4 separate regions of the Mus musculus genome follow, and all the other regions are linked to region 3. Evidence: chromatin contacts called from ENCODE Hi-C or POLR2A ChIA-PET data. All regions are on one chromosome and are shown on one strand. The core of a region is the stretch at or near the end of the contact, and the rest is flanking DNA. Distances in the headings are between cores, read along the strand shown. Region 1 holds the start of Cd9 (CD9 antigen). Region 2 holds the start of Spsb2 (splA/ryanodine receptor domain and SOCS box containing 2). Region 3 holds the start of Gapdh (glyceraldehyde-3-phosphate dehydrogenase). Region 4 holds the start of Usp5 (ubiquitin specific peptidase 5 (isopeptidase T)).

Region 1 (4,580 bases), core at 271-2,770, 330 kb after region 3:
TGGGGCCAGCTGCCTTCAGACTTTGTTTTGTAACAAAGCGCTCAAGCTGATGAGTGGACCAAGCCAAGCCTGGGAGCTGGCTGCCTGTCTGCAGAACTGGGGAAACACAAGCAGGGAATGTCCTCTGACATCCTCTTAAGTTGTATGGGTGTGGTGGCTCCTAGAAACCCAGGGCAGTCTCTGCAGGTTGTGCAACACTTCCAAGCAACCCTGGAGAGTATTAAACCTTACAGTTGCTGGAAGATGGTGAGCATCCCGGTGGCCAGCTCCAAAGGGAATAGTGGACTTTTTAGTTGTTGTTGTTCAAAGTCTCTGGTGGCACAGGAGTTGCCTAGTTAAGCTCTTTCCTGATTGCCTGGGAGCAAATTCCGTCCATTTGTGTTTGGGAGTGTGCCCTCTCAGAATCAGGACAAAAGGGTCTTCCGTGTATTTCCTTGCTTCTGTCCCTGAGTTTTGGGAGAGTGGACACTCTCTTGTTGCCCTACCCAGAGGCCCATCTGTAGAGTCTACTAGCACCTGCCTCTGGACCCTCTGCAGGTGAACGGCCATTCCCCTTGGCCCCACCTGGACATTTTTAGAGCGAGGCTTCAAGCCCGCAGTACCTGATTACCTGGGAAATGCAGAAACACCGGATTTATCCCATCTAGAGGCGCCAATAGGCACCTTCCCCGCCTTCTTTTCTCTTAACTCTCCCAGAGTTCTCTACAGCCAAGATAGTTATCGCTCTTGAAAAAGAATCAAGACAATCTAGTCTTTCAGGTAGCTTAGAGAGAGGCATGGACGTTTTCAGTTGAGAGTTCAGGTCCTAAACAAGGAATGTCCGACCTCCAGGTGCAGGGAAGACTCCCCACACCCACTTCCTCTCCCTCCGTAGCACCCCTTGTCACTTGTGGGACCACCGAAGTGGGAGACGCTCGACTGCCCTGCTGGCAAGGAGCCTTGCGGGCCGGGGAGGGCATCGAGTTACTCGAAAAGGTTGCTCCGCTCCTCCCTCACTCCTCTCTCACACTCGGGGGTGCTCCGGGTGGGAGCAGGCACAGAGCCCATCTCAAATACTCGGCGGTAGAAGGACCCGGGAGCGAAGTGCACAGCCGGAGCCACCAGGACCCTCGGCTCTCCCACCCACTTGCTCCTCCCGCCCACCTGCCAGTCCCGCCTGGCCAGCTGGCAGCCGCTGCGCCTTTCTCTACTCGCCCGGAGTCCGCCTGGCGCGCGCAGTACCAGCGGCTCCCGGCGCTCTCGGCCGCCGGGACACTCTCCGCCCCGGACGCCGTCTCGGGCCTGAGAACAGGTGGCCTCGGAGAGGAGCGCGCCGACAGTCGCCTCTCACTCACCCAGAAGATGAAGTTAAATCCGAAGAGCAGGTATTTGATGCACTTGCTACCTCCTTTGACCGGCATGGTACAAGCTGGAGTTGCGTGGGACAAGAGGCACGAACGACTGGGACAGAAGGGACTCGACAACCGACTGAGACACGCTGCGGCTAGGGGCTGGCCTGAGGCTCCACTTTTAAAAAGTGCCACTCCTTACGGCGCTCGGCCAGCTGCTATGCGCATGTGCGGAGGGATGCCGACCCCGCCCCCCGGCCCACCTGCCCCGCCCATGCTCTAATCCCCTCCCCAGACCCAGGTTCTGGGACTTCGGTTTCACCCTCAGTGCAGAGCTCTCTCTGCACCTAACTTTTGCCGTCTGGTTTCTAAGATCCTCTTTCCCTCCATCTTCCTTCTTCCCACCGTCTCGGGGTCTTTCCGGACCTCCGTACCCGACTTCTTTTACGGGGAGTTAAGTGCCGGCCTCGCCTTTCCCGTTCATCCTAGTTCATCCTGGGCTCTGCATAAGAGCTCACGTTGGAAGACCCCCAAGGGCCATGTAATCTTAAGAACCTTTTCAGATTCCCGAGGCAAGTCTGCGAGCCCCTATTTGCCTGGCTTGCGTTCTCTCTGACACCTCCTTGTAAACCTTTCTGGACTGAACGCACTTAGTTGAGCACGGTGGCCGCTAGAATGTTCTAGGTGCTAATCTGAGCAGTTCTACTTTGCTCAGAAACTTTCTACGTTCAGAGACTTGAGTTGAAACCCTTCTTCATCCTGTATTTACTCCGTTCATTCCCTGCCACACCTGATGCCACACCCCTACTCTGCTGCGCCTCCATGCCTGCAGGGGTGTATGCTGGCCGCCCTGCCTCCTTGTGAAAATTCTATTGTGCTTTATTATTTTTTTTATTTAAATCTATTATTATTTTGAGACAGAGTCTTACTATGCTGTCCTATCTGGCTTGGAACGCCCTGTGTAAACCAGGCTGGCCTTGAACTCATAAAGATCTGTCTGCCTCTGCTGGGATGTGCCAATACGCCCAGCGATTTCATTTCTTTTGAAGTAGGATTTAGCCGTTTGTAGACCTACTGACCCGGAATTTGCTTATGTAGCTCAGGCTATCTTCAACTCCAGTCCTCCTGCCAGAGCGGTTCAGGCCACCACGTCCTGCTCTGTGACTCTCTAAATTCTTTCTTGATTTTTTCAACAGGGTGAAGAGGCCCTTCTCAATATCCTTTACAGTTTTCTCTTCCTCACCCCTGCAGGAAGTTTCCTTAGCATTCTTCATTGCAAAAGCAAACCGTACTTATTACAGAAACATCAGAAAATATCAGAAAGCAAAAAGAATGTGAGTTAAAATTTTTTTTCCTGGGTTAAAGTACGTTGGAGGCCAACGCCACAGGAGACCCGGTCCCCAAAAACAAAAAATAAAAACAAGAAACTTTTTCACATAGCAAACCCAGCTCTGTTAGCATAGCACAGCTCTTGTTTTACTGTTTATCAGTAGACTGGCTTCACTATTTATCAGTAAGTAGACTGATTCATTAATAGACCCAGTTAAAAACCTTTTTTTTTTTTTTCCCACAGTTTAGTTTAGAAAGGTTCTTCACTGGGGAACAGGAGTCGAAAGCAACACATTCTGTCTTCCCTGAAGCAGCTTAGGAGTTGGAAGAAGGACGCAGGCAGGAGACTTGGAGGGTGTGTGTGGTCAACTTAGGGGTCTCTTGAGAGCTCTCACAAAGTAAGTGTTACAATCAGGGAAGCCTGGCAGAGCTGGGGCTCCCGTGGTCTTCTGGAGAGAGCTGGTGAGGACCTTGTCCTCTGAGAGTGAAGGTGAACCCCGGGAGTGTCAGGTGAACCCCTTGACTGTGTGTGGGCACGGGACAAGAGGGCAGCCTGCAAGTGCTGTGCGGTTAGGGACCCTTGTTTGTATCTCCACTCCCTGGTGTAAAACCTTGGGGCACTGGACAGAAAATCCGAATGCATTTGAGGAGGTGCGGTTAGGTAAAATGAAAAATGGAGCTCCGTTAGGGGGTGTGACCAGTTTGGGACCTATGGGAAGGTAGGAGCGGCAATGGGACCTAAAAGTCTGCCGAGGAGTCATGTGGGAGCCAGAGGGAGAGTCTGAGCAGAAGCCGAATCTCTAAGAGCTTCTTTCGCTTCTTCTAAATTTTCTTAGTTTTACCACGTTATTCTTGTTGAGTGTAGTGCCATGAAGGCACCTTTATCCACGGATAGGGGTTCGAGAGACCCTAACAGGCAATTCTGTGGACATCCCCGAGTCAATCTGAGCTAGGCCCCACGCAGGCGCTATCTATGACTTTGGAAGTCAGGAGGCATCAGCGGAGCAGAGAGTGGCCATCCAGGAGGAGCTGTGTGTGAGGGCCTAGAAACACAAAGACATGGCAACTGTCTGTGCCAGGGAAGCTACTGGCTGTGGGGGAGCGAGGGCAGAGGACAAGGAAGGAGGCAGAGCTGGGATAGGGAGAAAATAAGGTCTCCTTGTACTGTTCTGGTGGGAGTCCATCCATCTTAAGAGAACAGTTCTATTTTTGTTTGTTTGTTTGTTTTTTCGAGACAGGGTTTCTCTGTGTAGCCCTGGCTGTCCTGGAACTCACTCTGTAGACCAGGCTGGCCTCGAACTCAGAAATCCGCCTGCCTCTGCCTCCCTAGTGCTGGGACTAAAGGCATGTGCCACCACGCCTGGCAAGAGAACAGTTCTAAAGAAAAGGTTTTATCTCCTTGTACTCCCTCCCCCACCATGGGAGAGTGGGGTTCAGTAAACATTTGTGTCCACATCAGAACCTGCTCTGGATAGCGGTGACTGCTGAAGAGACTCTCCCCCAGCCCACTGCCATCACTATTATGGTTGATCTCCAAGAAACAGCCTAAGACCCCATTACATAGAATCATGGATTCCTTTTTTTAAAAAGATTTATTTATTCATTATATGTAAATACACTATAGCTGTCTTCAGACACTCCAGAAAAGGGCGTCAGATCTCATTATGGATGGTTGTGAGCCACCATGTGGTTGCTGGGGATTAAACTCAGGACCTTGGGAAGAGCAGTTGGTGCTCTTAACCTCTGACCCATCTTTCCAGCCCCCTCATGGGTCCCACCCCCCATTTTTGTTTTTGTTTTTGTTTTTGAGACAGGGTTTCTCTGTGTAGTCCTGGCTGTCCTGGAACTCACTCTGTAGACCAGGCTGACCTCGAACTCAGAAATCTGCCTGCCTCTGCCTCCCAAGTGCTGGGATTAAAGGCG
Region 2 (4,576 bases), core at 1,598-4,097, 360 kb before region 3:
GTCCAAGTAAGAGGGCTCCTCCCTGAGGAACATTGATTCTCTCTCAGCAGCCATTAACTGCCTGCAGCTCTTCATCTAGGGGCGGGGCCTTGTATGATTTTCCGCCTCCTCCTTGGCGTCACCTGGTGGTGTCACTGCTCAGGCCTTGTTTAGGCAACCATATTGCTGCAATGTCGCCGGTGCAGCTTCTCTGTCCTATAAAGAAGTCTCTCAGCAGGTGTTCTAGTCTCCCCTCCACACCACCCCATTTTTACTAGCGCTTTAGTTCTGGCGAGGCTGAAGCTAACTGAATCTAAACCTTCCGTATAAGTCTGTAAAAACTGGAATAGTCTATTCTGAGAATAAAAGGTTGAGTTTTATAACAGACATATTGCACACGAACTCAACAGGGGTCTGGTTAAATAGGGCAGTGTGGCCAGCTTGTCAGATGGAAACTGAACTGGGGTTCCAGTGAGCCCAGTGCGGACTTTCTCTGTGTGGCTTAGATCTGTTTTGTTTTTTTTTTCAGTTAGGATGCATCACACTAAGGTACCTTGTCTCTTTACAACAGGACCCAATCAAAGGCAGCCCAACCATCTGGAATCTGGAAGAAGCTGGGTCTAGCACTCGGAAGGCAGAGGAAGGCGGATATATGAGTTCGAGGCCAGCCTGGTCTACAGAGCAAGTTTCAGGACAGCCAGGGCTAACACAGAGAAACCCTATCTTGAAAAACAACCAAAAGGGGAAAAAAATCAATCTGGAAGAAAAGCTGGCTTATTAGGGCTAATAGTGTGGGATTTAAATATATACAACCATGGCTTGCTCAGCCTGCTTTCTTATAGAATCCAGGACCACCTTGCCCAGGGATGGCACCACCACAATGGGCTCCCCCGTGCCCCACCCCCAACCTCACATCAATAACTAATTAAGAAAATGCCTAAGCCAGGAGTGGTGACGCAGGCCTTTAATCCCAGCACTCAGGAGGCAGAGGCAGGTGGATTTCTGAGTTTGAGGTCAGCCTGGTCTACAGAGTGAGTTCCAGGACAGCCAGGGCTATACAGAGAAACCCTGTCTCAAGAAAATGCCACCACTAGATCTGGCTATAAGGCATTTTCTTTCTTTCTTTCTTTCTTTCTTTCTTTCTTTCTTTGTTTTTGTTTTTGTTTTTGTTTTTGTTTTTGTTTGAGACAGGGTTTCTCTGTATAATCCTGGCTGTCCTGGAACTCACTCTGTAGACCAGGCTGGCCTCGAACTCAGAAATCCACCTGCCTCTGCCTCCTGAGTGCTGGGATTAAAGGCGTGCAGCACCATGTCCAACTGGCATTTTCTCAATTAAGGTTCGTTCCTTTCAGATAACTCTAGGTTCTGGGTCAAGCTGACACAAGGCTACACAGCACAGTTTGTATGCCACATTCAGTTCAGAAGACACCCAACCTCCCTGGAACTGGAACTTATGCACATTTGTGAGCTTCCACTTGGGAGTGGGAACCTGAACTGGGTCCTCTGCAAGAGCAGCCGTGCTCTTAACTGCTGAGCCATTTCAGCAGCCTCACATCAGAATTAAGTTAAAATTAGCCGGGTATGAATCATACCCTTAGAATCCTAGCATCTGAAAGCAGAGCTAAGAGAAACAGGGATTCAAGACCAGCTCTTGGCTACAGAGCCCGTCCTGTCCTAGGATGGGCTACAAGAGACTATTTCAAAGCCATCCAAACAACAATAACTACAACAACAACAAGGTTAAAATTAGGCTGGGCACAGGGTACACACCTTTAATGCCAACACTCAGGAGGCAGAGGCAGGCTGATCAGTGTGAGTTTGAGTTCAACGTGGTCTACATAGGGAGTTCTAGGCCAGCAGAGGTTACAGTCTCTCTCTCTCTCTCTCTCTCTCTCTCTCTCTCACACACACACACACACACACACACACACACACACACACACACGGTGGCATTATGGGATTTTTTTGGGATAAGGTTTCTCTGTCTAGCCCTGGCATAGATTCACTCTGTAGACTAGGCTAGCCTTGAACTCAGAGATCCGCCTGCCTCTGCCTCCCAAGTGCTGGGATTATAGGTGTTGCACCACCACTGCCCAGCCACTTTGGGATTTTTGAACTGTTATCAAGAGGCTTTCGAGGAGGTCAAACTTCAACAGCAACCTCTCCATGATAATGTAGCTAATGATCAAACGACACTCAAAACTAACCCTTAAAGCACACATCCACCAGACAGCGTGCCCACTCGTAGTTCCATTACTCAGGAGGCTGAAGCAGGAGGATGAAGGACTAAGGCTTCAGCAACCTAGGGAGCCGCAGGGGACAGTAGTCTCAATCCCTACATTCTCCTGAACACAGGAGCAGGAGTTCAGGAAGGGTGTCAAGGCCGCTTACTGATCTTAGGGCCTCAGGAATGACTAGCTCAGGCAGAGAGAGCAAAGGTCTCCAGTGGAGAAGTCTACACACACACACACACACACACACACACACACACACACACAGAATCCAAGGCGATGACGTCATCAAAGGGTTAATTCTAGTCTGGGATGGGGGGGAGGGTGGGGCACGCAGCTGTCAGGTGGCTTTGGAAAAATAAACTGCTGAAGAGTCTGACGCCAGGGAGTCCTGGGAGGGACAAGAGGTTACCCACTCAAAGAGTGTGCTCCACAAAGCATGCGCGCTTGTCCACGTCTGGAGTCGTCACTTATTTTTTGCCTGGATTCTTTGTAGCCGGTGGGTTCTCAAGGCGGTAAGTGGTGTGGCCGCCGTGGTCTGGGAGGTGACGATAGGGTTAATCGTCCACAGAGCCCAGGGGCGGAGCGCGGGCGGGCGTCCGCAGCCCCGCTGGAGCCGGAAGCAGTGGCTGGTCAGGGGCGCTTCTAGCCTTCCCTATCTGTACTTCCACAGAGGTCTCTGCGAGCTAGGGGGACAGTGAGGTGCGGGGTAGGGGCCCGGCGTTAGAGCCAGCAAGGGGACGGTTCACGGTAAGGTCTGAGGGAGAGAGAGCTCCTGAGAAACTTGGGGGGCGCGACACAGATAGGGTGAAAGCAGAGTGATAGACCTGGGATGGTTAGGGGACCAAGGGAAGACCAGGCTGGTTGGCATACACCGGTGAACGGATGGGAGTCCTAGGGAAAGATGATGCGCCTAACAGTCCTTTCTGTCTCCACACCACTCCAGGGGACGATCCGGAGCTCAACTTTCAAAAGCGAGACGCCCCAGCAAGCCTGTTTTGAGAAGTTCTTCAGCGGCTCTCCTCATGGGCCAGACGGCCCTGGCAAGGGGCAGCAGCAGCACCCCTACCTCGCAGGCTCTGTACTCGGACTTCTCTCCTCCCGAGGGCTTGGAGGAGCTCCTGTCTGCTCCCCCTCCTGACCTGGTTGCCCAACGGCACCACGGCTGGAACCCCAAGGATTGCTCCGAGAACATCGATGTCAAGGAAGGGGGTCTGTGCTTTGAGCGGCGCCCTGTGGCCCAGAGCACTGATGGAGTCCGGGGGAAACGGGGCTATTCGAGAGGTCTGCACGCCTGGGAGATCAGCTGGCCCCTGGAGCAAAGGGGCACACACGCCGTGGTGGGCGTGGCCACCGCCCTCGCCCCGCTGCAGGCTGACCACTATGCGGCGCTTTTGGGCAGCAACAGCGAGTCCTGGGGCTGGGATATTGGGCGGGGAAAATTGTATCATCAGAGTAAGGGCCTCGAGGCCCCCCAGTATCCAGCTGGACCTCAGGGTGAGCAGCTAGTGGTGCCAGAGAGACTGCTGGTGGTTCTGGACATGGAGGAGGGGACTCTTGGCTACTCTATTGGGGGCACGTACCTGGGACCAGCCTTCCGTGGACTGAAGGGGAGGACCCTCTATCCCTCTGTAAGTGCTGTTTGGGGCCAGTGCCAGGTCCGCATCCGCTACATGGGCGAAAGAAGAGGTGAGATACGGACTAGGTGTGGGGAGATCACTACTCTTGGCAATGGTTTGGGCTGGAAACTCATGGTTGGAGCACAGGAAGTAGGCTTCTTGTCACTTTGGCCTGTCACTTAGATGGCCTTGGATCTAGCTTCACTCCCAATCCCTATTGGATGTGATGCACAAATTCAGAGCCTTTGGGTCTCCCTCAGCTGAGGTGGCGGTGGAAATGGAGGAAGAAGGAAGGGTGCCTGAGCAGGATCTCAAGTTCAAGGATGCCTGGAGTTGCTTACTTACCTTGTCTTCCTTCTCTCTCCGCAGTGGAGGAACCACAATCCCTTCTGCACCTGAGCCGCCTGTGTGTGCGCCATGCTCTGGGGGACACCCGGCTGGGTCAAATATCCACTCTGCCTTTGCCCCCTGCCATGAAGCGCTATCTGCTCTACAAATGACCCAGTAGTACAGGGTGTGCTGGCACCCTACCGTGGGGACAGGTGGAGAGGCACCCGCTGGCCTAGACAACTTTAAAAAGCTGGTGAAGCTGGGGGGGGGGGGCTGGACCCCTTCACCTCCCCTTCTCACAGGAGCAAGACATATAGAAATGATATTAAACACCATGGCAGCCTGGGACAAAGAGGTTTTTGAAGTAAAAAATGAGATGTATTGTCACAACCTGTTTCATTATTGTTTTTTGTTTTG
Region 3 (4,840 bases), core at 336-2,835:
GAGCAACAGATGTGTGTAGGGGGAGCAGGGTGGAGAGCCCGCTCAGACCCCAGATCCAGAAAGGTCACACGGCTAAATTTAACCTCAGATCAGGGCGGAGTGGAGAGATCTGGTTTCTGGAGGATGGAACGGGGAGAAGGGCAGGATTCTGAGGCGCAGGGACACCCAATCCTCTTAATGACCTTTACATCCTGGCCTATAGGGCCTGGGTCAGTGCGAGGCTGTGATGGGAAGTGCAGGGGATGGAAGGGGCTGCTACTACAGGAGCCATTTTGTGGTGGAAAATTTCTTTTCAGAACCACCATGACTCAGCTCCCCATCCCACGGCTCTGCACTACGCCATAACTACCTCTGGGGTTGGGAGGTCAAGCGGACCTCTGTAAGTCCGCTTTGATTTTCAGAGAATAATCTAGAATACGCATTATGCCCGAGGACAATAAGGCTCAAGGGCTTTTAAGGCTAATAAGGTGAGACAGATTGTGAGGTAGAACTCTCTCGAGAGCACGGAAGCCTTGCATCACCTGGCCTACAGGATAAAGGACACTCCACCCAGCCGAGAGGAATGAGGTTAGTCACAAGCTAGGAAGAAGGAAGGCCTAAGCAAGATTTCATAACGGCGGTTCATTCATTTCCTTCCCGTTTGCAACATGGCGGCGGCCAGTTACCCTAAAGGAAGCCCAAGCCTGGGAGATGATGCGCAAAGGTATGCACCTCACAACGCCATGCCACCGACCCCGAGGAAGGGGGAGATGGGGGAGGGGCTTCCCTCCTGGCACGTGACTCCTCAGGGCGCGAAAGTAAAGAAAGAAGCCCCGGACTGGGGATTACGGGATGGGTCTGAACGGGCGCGTGGGGTTGTTCCTAATACTTAAGACTCCGGGCCGCTCATCCCCGCAAAGGCGGAGTTACCAGAGGTGCAGCAGCTGGGGGCCGCAAGTGCGAGCCATCGCCAGGTCCGAGCGCTGACCTTGAGGTCTCCTTGGGCGCTTCGGCCACCTCATCCACCTCCCCACAGTACTGCAGAGCCCCCGGGTCAGCAAGACCTGCGTAGGCAACGGAGCAGGGCCCCGCCCTGGAACTCACCCGTTCACACCGACCTTCACCATTTTGTCTACGGGACGAGGCTGCAGGAGAAGAAAATGAGATTAGCGTGGCCCGAAGGACACCAGGCAGTCCCCTCCCCCACCCCGCCTCCATTCCCGCCGTGCGCCCCATCACGTCCTCCATCATCCCCCCCCTGCAATGCGGAGCCTGGGTCCGGCTTGCACACTTCGCACCAGCATCCCTAGACCCGTACAGTGCCCACTCCCCTTCCCAGTTTCCGACTGTCCCCGGCCTCCTGCGGCCCACTCCGCGATTTTCACCTGGCACTGCACAAGAAGATGCGGCCGTCTCTGGAACAGGGAGGAGCAGAGAGCACCAGGGAGGGCTGCAGTCCGTATTTATAGGAACCCGGATGGTGGGGGGGAGCTGATGACGCGCGCCCCGCCTCCCGCCCTGCTTATCCAGTCCTAGCTCAAGGGCGCAGAGGCCTGAGCTACGTGCACCCGTAAAGCCGCGAGTAGCTGGGCCTCTCTCATTTCCCCTCCTCCCTCTCTTTGGACCCGCCTCATTTTTGAAATGTGCACGCACCAAGCGTGTGGGCTCCGAACTGATAGGGGGAGGGGAGCTGAGATTGCCCCGCTCAGGAGGTGACCGGGTGATGGTTCCCAGGATAGGACTCAGGGAATACAGACTATGAACTTAAGGACGAGGAGTCCTTGGAGTGTGCACCAAGGACATCCAGGACCCAGAGACCTGAATGCTGCTTCCCGAGTAAAATGGGAGAACAGGGGAAATGGAGAAGTGTGGGTCTCCCTGCCACTGCATCATCGAACCTCTCCCCATTATTGAAAAGGCTGCGGAAAAGTTGAGGATCTTCTCCTCGTTGTTCTTCGGTAGTGACACAGCAACCCCCCCCCCCGAAAAAAAAAAGAGTGGAAGAAAATGCCAGGGTGGGGGCACTTTTCCTCCCGCGGGAGCCCTCAGGAGCCCCATTTCCCTATCTGCCCCCCCCCCCCTCCTGGCTTCTGTCTTTGGCCAGAGGCCTGGCTTGTGTACCGCGCTGTGAGGGCAAGGGGGTGGCCAGGAAGACGCTTGAAAAGGAGATTGCTACGCCATAGGTCAGGATGCCCTGCAGCCTGGAAACCTGATAATTGAGACTTACAAACACTCTCCTGAGTTTACCTGATGAACCTAAGCTGGGACCCCGGGGTAAGGGCAGCATCCCTCTTAAGGGTTGAATTGGAGGAGGCTCAGAGGCCTCCTATAGTATCCCTCCTCGGAACCTGAGAGCTGCCCCGCCCAGGCTAGGAGACACTGCCCCTTTCACCCACTGTAGCCCCAGGGTGGAGAGTTGGGACGTGAGGGCGGAAGTCCCTCCCCATCCAGGGACGTGCTGACTGGCCCTGGAGCCAGGGACTCTCCTTTTTTGGCTGCCCTCGTGGACACAGGGTGAGATCAGTGAGGGGAGAACACAGGAGAGGAAATATTATACCCCTGAGCCAGGACAGGGAAGCCCCTAGCCTCTTGCCACAAGTGGAAGGGAGAAAAGGCATTCTTTGGTTTTATTTTGTCTTTTCGAGACCGGGATTCTTCACTCCGAAGGGTAGGGAGGCTGGGAAGGGTGGAAGGGCTTGGGAGCACTGTAGCAGGTGCAGGGCAGGGGGACTCTGGCGCCTCTTTGCTAGGCCAGTGCAACATGAAACCAGCCCCCTGCTCATCTAGCTCAAGAGCCTATTGCTAAGTTTAGCTGGCCTGGTGATAACCTTTGCTTAAAAGGCAGGGAGCACGCTGGGCTGCACCCCAAATCTAGTCTTGGCTCCTTGCCCTTCCAGATTGCCCTACCTCCTTGGGGCCCCAGAGCCAAGGCTGTGTTAGACTGACAGCTGTGTGGCCCGTGCCCAGGCTTCCCATGAGCGGGGAGCAGGCCAGATGAACAGGGTGGGAAGGGTGGGAGTGGCCCCAGCGCAGTGGTGGGGAGGAGAGGCATGGCAGATTCAGAGTCCCTTTTCTGCCTTCCTACCGAGGCTCTATGCACAGCGTTAACCCTTTTCCTACCCAAAGAGCCCTTCCATAGCCCAGCCCTAACCTAGTGTTTCAGAGGTGCACCTTCCCTTTTGCCTCACGCCTGTCATCTATCATTACTGTCCCCTCACCAAGAGGTAGGGAGCACTTCAGCAGCACTGTGCTGTTGTCATGGCAGCAGAAACAGCAGTTGTGCCTCCTGCTCCAAGTGACTCAGCAGATTAAGGGCTTGGGGATGGTGGGCACACAGCATGGCTTACAGCTGGACCTCCTGCAGACCCCTTAGTGTAGTGAAGGACTGGCTCTGGGGCGATGGACCTTGTCACCTATAGAACTGAGTGGGGTTCATAATCTCTGCCATTAGCCAGGCTGAGTCATTTGCCAGTCTTCGGGGGATGGGGTGGGGCGCACAGAGGAAACAAACCTTAGGTCTAGAGCAGCATTTCTCAAGTTGTGTACTCCTGACATGCTGTGTTATGGGGCACAATGTGCATGAAGGTGGCCTTCATCTTAAGGCTTTCACTGCAGCCCCCTGCCCCACAAGGCAAACAGAAATAAGTCTCTAGGTATTACCGAATGTTTTCTGGGGTGCAAAGTACCCCAGACTGCTGAGAACTGTTCACGTGAACCTAGAAACCGCATAATTCTGCACAGCAGAGTTTCAGTTGTGCAAGGATGAGGCACCACAGGGGCCATGAAGATCCAGACACAGCTCAGGGCTAAGGATGGGACAGACCAGCCAGGACAGGATGCTTAAAAGTCTATAAAAACATTTATTCATTAGAAAACAGCAATTGGCACAGGCTCGGAGAAAGGGAAAGTGGCAGCAGGGCTCTAAGAGAAAGACCTCAATGCAAAGGCCATTTCCATGTTAAAACCACAGACAACAAGCACTTCTACAAGGGGGGGGGGGCACTGAATCCAAGATCATCCAGTAAGATACCCTGCACGGCAGGGACGGGAGTAGGCAAAGGCAGCTCCTAGGACCTGTGTCTTCGCCCAGATGCTCTGCGGATGGGGGTGGTTCTCTTGGGTGTCTCTTCTTCTGTCATCTCTGCTGAAAGTTCTATTCAAAGAATTATAGGAACAAAAGCTGAGTCATAAAGATGGGGCAAAATGGATCTCAAAGTAAACACATGCGCGCGTGCGCACGCGCACACGTGTGCACACACACACACAAACACACACACAAACACACACGCACACGGCACACTGTGAAAGTCAGCCGAGCTGCATAGTGAGGAAGACATGGCCAGGAAGAATGAATCCACAGCTAGGCAAGCCCCACTGGAAGACCCCACACAGGCAGCTGATCTGTTGGGAGGGTGTATCATACCGTCCTCACTGGACTCGTCACTCAAGAAGACAACTTTGGCTTTCCTCTGGGACTTCTTGCGCTGCTGAGTTTGTGGACGACCAGGTTTGGTACGTCGCGGCTTAGGTGTGACAAAGTCATTGTCTGAGTCTACAGAAGTCAGAGGCTGTAGCCTTGAGACTAGAAAAGAAAGGCAAGGGGACCATTTCAAAACCAAAAACAAACCACAAAGGAACAAAAAAAGGGTGGGGACCACTCATAGGAGCCCCATGTGGGCTTGCATCCCTCTCATACCAGCGGAGGGTTTCTTGGCAGACAGGGCTCGCTGGCTGCCTCCCTGGCCAGTTTCAAACTCCTCTATTCCATCCATGCCTCTGGTGTGACAGGCACGAAGCTTCTGCTCAAATTCATCTATTATAGCCTGGAGGACAGAAAGTTAAAGACAGGGCTGGAAACATT
Region 4 (4,879 bases), core at 1,303-3,802, 340 kb before region 3:
GTCAGAAAACCTTCTAGATCACAAGGGCAGAGATCGCAGCATCAAGCAAGACAGGGGTCAGACCTCTGTCCTTTGTCACACTCTCTATCAGAGGAAAACCCTGGTTTTGGGGGAAAACACCTTGTTTGGGACTTACAACCAAACCTGAAGCTAATTTAGGTCACGAAAGCCATCATTTTACAGTCACTAGCTACCCCTGCCTGACACCTCTCCTGTAAGAGCTCCACTCAAGGTCCATCAACCTATAACCTCAAAGCTATCCCTTTTTATTTATTTCATTTGTTTATTTTTGAGACAGGATCTCCTCCTGTAACCAGGGCTGGCCTGGAACTCACTCTGTAGCCCAGGCTGACCTAGACTTTTCTTCTGTTTCAGCCTCCCAGGCCTGCCTGGGGTGACAGGTTTGTTGCCACCAAACCTGTTTGAGATATCCCAGAACAATCTGGCAACACTTGCTGAGAGAGCCAGACAACATAAAAGTCAAGAAGAACAGGGAAAATTAGTGCCCACCCTGAATCACAGCTGAGGAGGGAAAGACAGGCTCCCCTAAAACTAGGCCAGTCTTCCAATGTGTTTTTACGTGTGAGTGCCACTATAAGAGTGACAGAGCAAGTGGGAGAGGAAGCTGGAAAGGAGTCTTATCTCAGATCCAAGGCTTTGAGCCACAGGCATCCTCTTCCTGGGATATAAGTCTTAGAGGCCTTGAAATTTTCTCCACTGTGATAGTAAAGTTAGGACAGTATGGTATCTGAGGCAGTTAGTGGACCAGTAAATTACACTGCACCACTCCTAGAATAGTGTAGACCGCAGTGTTCATTAATAAAGCATTTCTCACCACAAAGCTTAGCTACACTCTCTTGCTTCCATAAAAAGAATGAGAAGATGATCTGACCAGCTTCAGTTTGTTACTACGTCAAGTAGGCTGGAGAGCCCTTGCCTCAGAATGAAAAAGGGAAGGTGCTGGAAAAATTACAAAACAAATAAACAAACAAAAACATTATTTTCCAGTCATATAAAGTACCAAGGAGAGACAAGAACAACTGTCTTGTCTTTAAGTGTAAACACTGACCCACTGATTTCTACCTTTCGTCCCTGGGAGGAAGGTGAGAACACTCAAGTAACTCTTCAGATGAAAATAAAAGGTGCTGGCTTCATCGCTGGTGGAAAACCGTGCCGGGCAATCATCCTTTACTTCTACTAAGGCCAACCTGAGAGAAGCAGAGCTTATCTGGGGCGCTGATCAAAGCCCAGCAAACCAAGCAAAGCACAAATCACAGGACTGGTCCTGAAGTGGGCATCACATTATGCTGCTATACTTGGCACTGGGGATGCATTAATGAAGCCTTTCCAGTCTGACTTGCAGTTTTCAGGCCATGAGCTGGTCTGGCTTAAAGCTCTGGGCAGGGCCCAACAACCGCTAGAGGGGAGGGGTGATGAAGGGGGCGGATCCCAACCAAACTGCGGCCCTTTCAGTTAGGGCCTGAAGGCTCCTCTCTGGCTGAAGATGACACAGGAAGGCAGAACTGCAGGAAGGGAGGTACAAGGTGGAGCCTGCAGAACGTGAAGCACGGTGTGGGTGGCGGCTTTGTCTAACTAGACAAGAGTGGGAGCAAGACGAGAAAGGGGCCTTAGCATCCTCCAAAGAAACCCTTTCTAAGGAATACTTGAGAGAGGGGTTGTCTCGGCAACCTGTGAAGGACGGAGGAATGGGAGGGGTCGCGGCTATAGTTCACTTCAAAGGAAAAAACGACTAGAACTCTCCATTGGGTATTTTTCCTCCTCCCTGACCAATGGCCCACCTCCTCATCCCCTGTCCAAATTAACCACTAGTGGAGGCTATTTAACTCAGTGTTTCTCTAAATCGGACTTCTTCACAGATTGGCATCCTCTTCCAGACTAGAAGCTGCAGGATACATACCTTCCCAATCTCAACCCTTGCCCTGAACAGCGGGGAGTCGCCCCTACTCCTCCCACATGAAACTACAAAACCCGGAGAGCCCTGCGCAACGTGCAAGGCCACATTCAAGGGTTTTTCTGGGAGTCGCCTGGGGGATGTAGTTCGCCGTACGGGTTACAATTCGAACTTAGAATAGGAACTAGGGACATGGCCAACTACAATGCCCATAATGCTTCACGAGACCAGGAGTGGGCAAGGCGAGAGCTGTAGCTTCCGGGAGTGGTAGTCATACTACAGCTACAGAGAATGAAAAGCAAAAGCAGAGAGGTATGGAGAAAACTACAAGTCCCAGGGTGCATCGCAAGGAGGCGGTAGCCCAAGGTTTGCAGGCCTGGCCGAATGACCAGGGCAATGGAAGGAAGTCGTGGTCGTCGCGGGCGTGGGGAATGGGCTTACCGGCGTGTCGAAAGAGAAAGCGCACTCGTCTTTATGGACCCGGTCTCCCGCCTTGGGGACACGGATCGTCGGTAACACTGACAGCAGCGCCTCTTCACTCAGCTCCGCCATGACACCGGCAGCAGCTCCTCCTCACACAGCAGCTCCCACTGTACCTAGTACCGCCCCCCTCCGTCTCTCGCATCCAATGAGCGCGACTCAGTGTGCGCATGCGCTAAAGGCAAGACGCGCGAGATCGGCAGTTGGACCCAGCCTGCCTCCTGGCGCTCCACCCTCTGCCCCCACTCAGCGAATACCAATAAAAAGCGCCGCGGGTACAACTGATGGCCGAAAGGACCAATCCTGCTCTCCCAGGGCAAGTGCTCATGTGGCGGTTCCAGGAGGGCTGGGAGTTGCAGGAGCTGTGATTCAAGGACTCTAGAATGCCTTACGTGCAGAGCAGAAACTGTGAATTGTTTAAACGCATTGATTACTGAAACTTTGCCAAGGACTCGTCCAATCAGAAAGCACTTGTCTTGGTATTTGAAAAGCAGTAGTCAATGAGGCGATTTTGAGAGATGCGTGATAACTCCGTCAACCAATAAGGATGGCTGTTTCGCTTTAGACAAACCATATTAACTCCGTCTCCAGCTGGCTTTGTGCATACAGTCTGATAACTCATTCTATTTTGTTTAATGAAACAGAAAGGCCGAGTGGCACCCATCAAGTCCACCGCTGTCAGGCTGATACTAAACAAAAGTCCCCAGCTCACGGAGCCACCACCGGAGGGCAAGCCAGTCCTCAGCCCATTGGCCAGTCCTCATGATAGACATCCTTCAGACCAATGGCTTTCTGCTCCGGAAGGCGCATTTTCCACAACTGGCCTATGAGAGTCTGCTTCGGCTTAGCCAATAGGGTCGGGGCAGGGGGCGTGGAGGGAAGTTTGAAACTCCGGGCTTTGGGAGTTATTTCTCTAGCTGGTGTTCGGGCAGAGGTCGAGCTGGGGCCCGGTAAGTAATGTGAATGAATTAGTGGTTAAATACGAAGGCTCCCGCAGACCTGACTGCTCTGTTAAAAATCTCCATTCGTTATCCTTGCAGAGTTCTCTGGGCTAGCGACCCGGAGGTTCCTCTGCTGGAAGCTGGGAAGATCGGGTGGGTATGGGGTCAGAGGTCCGACACGGAAGCAGTAAGCTCTGAGTCTCTTCTGACGGACGTCCCTTCCTCTGCATCTGCACAGCCGGGCCCCGTCCCCAGCCCCAGTGGAGATGGGTTCGACTCAGAGCGTCTCAGGCACTCCAGCACGGCCTCTGCCACGCAACAAGCAAGTGGCTCGAGTAGCAGACCCTCGTTCACCTAGTGCTGGCATCCAGCGCACTCCTATTCAGGTATACTGGGCTGGGCTGGGGAATGCAGGGAGGCTGTCTGGATGCGGGCCTCTGCCTAGCTTGTTTACATGAGCCCTCATTCCCACTGCCACTGGAACCCTACTTTCTCCATCCCTCCCCCTTTTATTATTTATTTTTGAGGCTCTAATATAATCTTGTCATATCTGCCTGTCCCTCCCTCCAAACCCTTCCGTATACCCCTCCTTGCTGTCTTTCAAATACATGATCTCTTTTTTCATTAGCTGACTTTCTGCCTTTTTTTTTTTTTTTTTTTTTTAAAGACGGGGTCTCACCATGTAGCCCTGTCACAATGGAGACCAGGTTGGCCTCAAACATATAGAGATCCTCCTGCCTCCCAAGTACTGAGATAAAAGGCATGTGCCATTACCGTGCCTGGCAACTTTCTGCATTCTTTAACCTGCACTGGGCAGTCGCAGGTCTGGCTAGAAATATGGGGAGGAGATAAAGGTCAGGGCCCAGACTTTTTTTTTTTTTTAAAGATTTATTTATTTATTTTGTATATGAGTACCCTGTTGCTGTCTTCAGACACACCAGAAGAGGGCATCAGATCCCATTACAGATGGTTGTGAACCACCATGTGGTTGCTGGGAATTGAACTCAGGACCTCTGGAAGAACAGCCAGTGCTCTTAACCGCTGAGCCATCTCTCCAGCCCAGGGCCCAGACTTATTCTAACCTGTGGTATTGACAGGTAGAGAGCTCTCCACAGCCAAGCCTACCAGCAGAACAGCTGAACGGTCTCAAACAGGCACAAGACCCAGATCCCCGCTCTCCTACTCTTGGCATTGCACGGACACCCATGAAGATCAGTGGTCCAGGCAAGTGATGGGCTCAGGGGGTGCCTGAAACTGACACCTATTCTAGGGTGCTTTCACCACCATTTTTGTTTTACTGGGTTGTTGTTGTTGTTGTTGTTGTTGTTTATTTATTTGGTTTTTTTTTGTCTGGGGTTTTAACCAAAGGTCTTAAGCATGCCAGGGTTTCTATCCTCCTGTATGGGACCTTTCTCACTTAAAAACATTTTCTAACACAGATTTGGGGGTGGGGGTGGAGGCCCACACCTGGCACAGTTCACATGTGAAGGTCAGAGGACAATTTGAGGGAGTCAGTTCTCCCCTTCTACGTGTAGCTTCTTGGCCT

Evidence for each region. Hi-C counts contacts between places; a loop is a spot of excess contacts on that map. ChIA-PET counts read pairs that join two places held with the same protein, here RNA polymerase II (POLR2A).
Region 1: POLR2A ChIA-PET joins it to region 3 with 10 read pairs in embryonic stem cell. The contact joins the promoter of Cd9 here to the promoter of Gapdh in region 3. A Hi-C loop is called at or near these places in 1 of 37 maps with a recorded cell type or tissue (T-helper 1 cell). POLR2A ChIA-PET finds 5 or more read pairs at or near these places in 4 of 5 experiments (Patski and embryonic stem cell).
Region 2: POLR2A ChIA-PET joins it to region 3 with 16 read pairs in embryonic stem cell. The contact joins the promoter of Spsb2 here to the promoter of Gapdh in region 3. POLR2A ChIA-PET finds 5 or more read pairs at or near these places in 4 of 5 experiments (Patski and embryonic stem cell).
Region 4: POLR2A ChIA-PET joins it to region 3 with 62 read pairs in embryonic stem cell. The contact joins the promoter of Usp5 here to the promoter of Gapdh in region 3. POLR2A ChIA-PET finds 5 or more read pairs at or near these places in 4 of 5 experiments (Patski and embryonic stem cell).

What each region holds. Positions count from the first base shown.
Region 1 is chr6:125,493,240-125,497,819 of GRCm38, forward strand. It overlaps Cd9 (CD9 antigen), which reads right to left and starts at 1,521. Exons shown (of 8, transcript NM_007657.4): 1 at 1,335-1,521. The coding sequence starts at 1,400. It overlaps Gm26728 (a long non-coding RNA gene), which reads left to right and starts at 194. Exons shown (of 6, transcript XR_869432.2): 1 at 194-246; 2 at 2,525-2,662.
Region 2 is chr6:124,806,071-124,810,646 of GRCm38, forward strand. It overlaps Spsb2 (splA/ryanodine receptor domain and SOCS box containing 2), which reads left to right and starts at 2,848. Exons shown (of 3, transcript NM_013539.2): 1 at 2,848-2,960; 2 at 3,157-3,899; 3 at 4,199-4,546. The coding sequence starts at 3,236. The coding sequence ends at 4,329. Tpi1 (triosephosphate isomerase 1) reads right to left here. Exons shown (of 7, transcript NM_009415.3): 7 at 4,516-4,576.
Region 3 is chr6:125,164,188-125,169,027 of GRCm38, forward strand. Gapdh (glyceraldehyde-3-phosphate dehydrogenase) reads right to left here and starts at 1,586. Exons shown (of 7, transcript NM_008084.3): 1 at 1,365-1,586; 2 at 1,084-1,124. The coding sequence starts at 1,106. It overlaps Ncapd2 (non-SMC condensin I complex, subunit D2), which reads right to left. Exons shown (of 32, transcript NM_146171.1): 30 at 4,676-4,802; 31 at 4,403-4,561; 32 at 3,820-4,132. The coding sequence ends at 4,047.
Region 4 is chr6:124,826,932-124,831,810 of GRCm38, forward strand. Usp5 (ubiquitin specific peptidase 5 (isopeptidase T)) reads right to left here and starts at 2,553. Exons shown (of 20, transcript NM_001326594.1): 1 at 2,354-2,553. The coding sequence starts at 2,464. Cdca3 (cell division cycle associated 3) reads left to right here and starts at 3,245. Exons shown (of 6, transcript NM_013538.5): 1 at 3,245-3,342; 2 at 3,572-3,719; 3 at 4,431-4,557. The coding sequence starts at 3,600.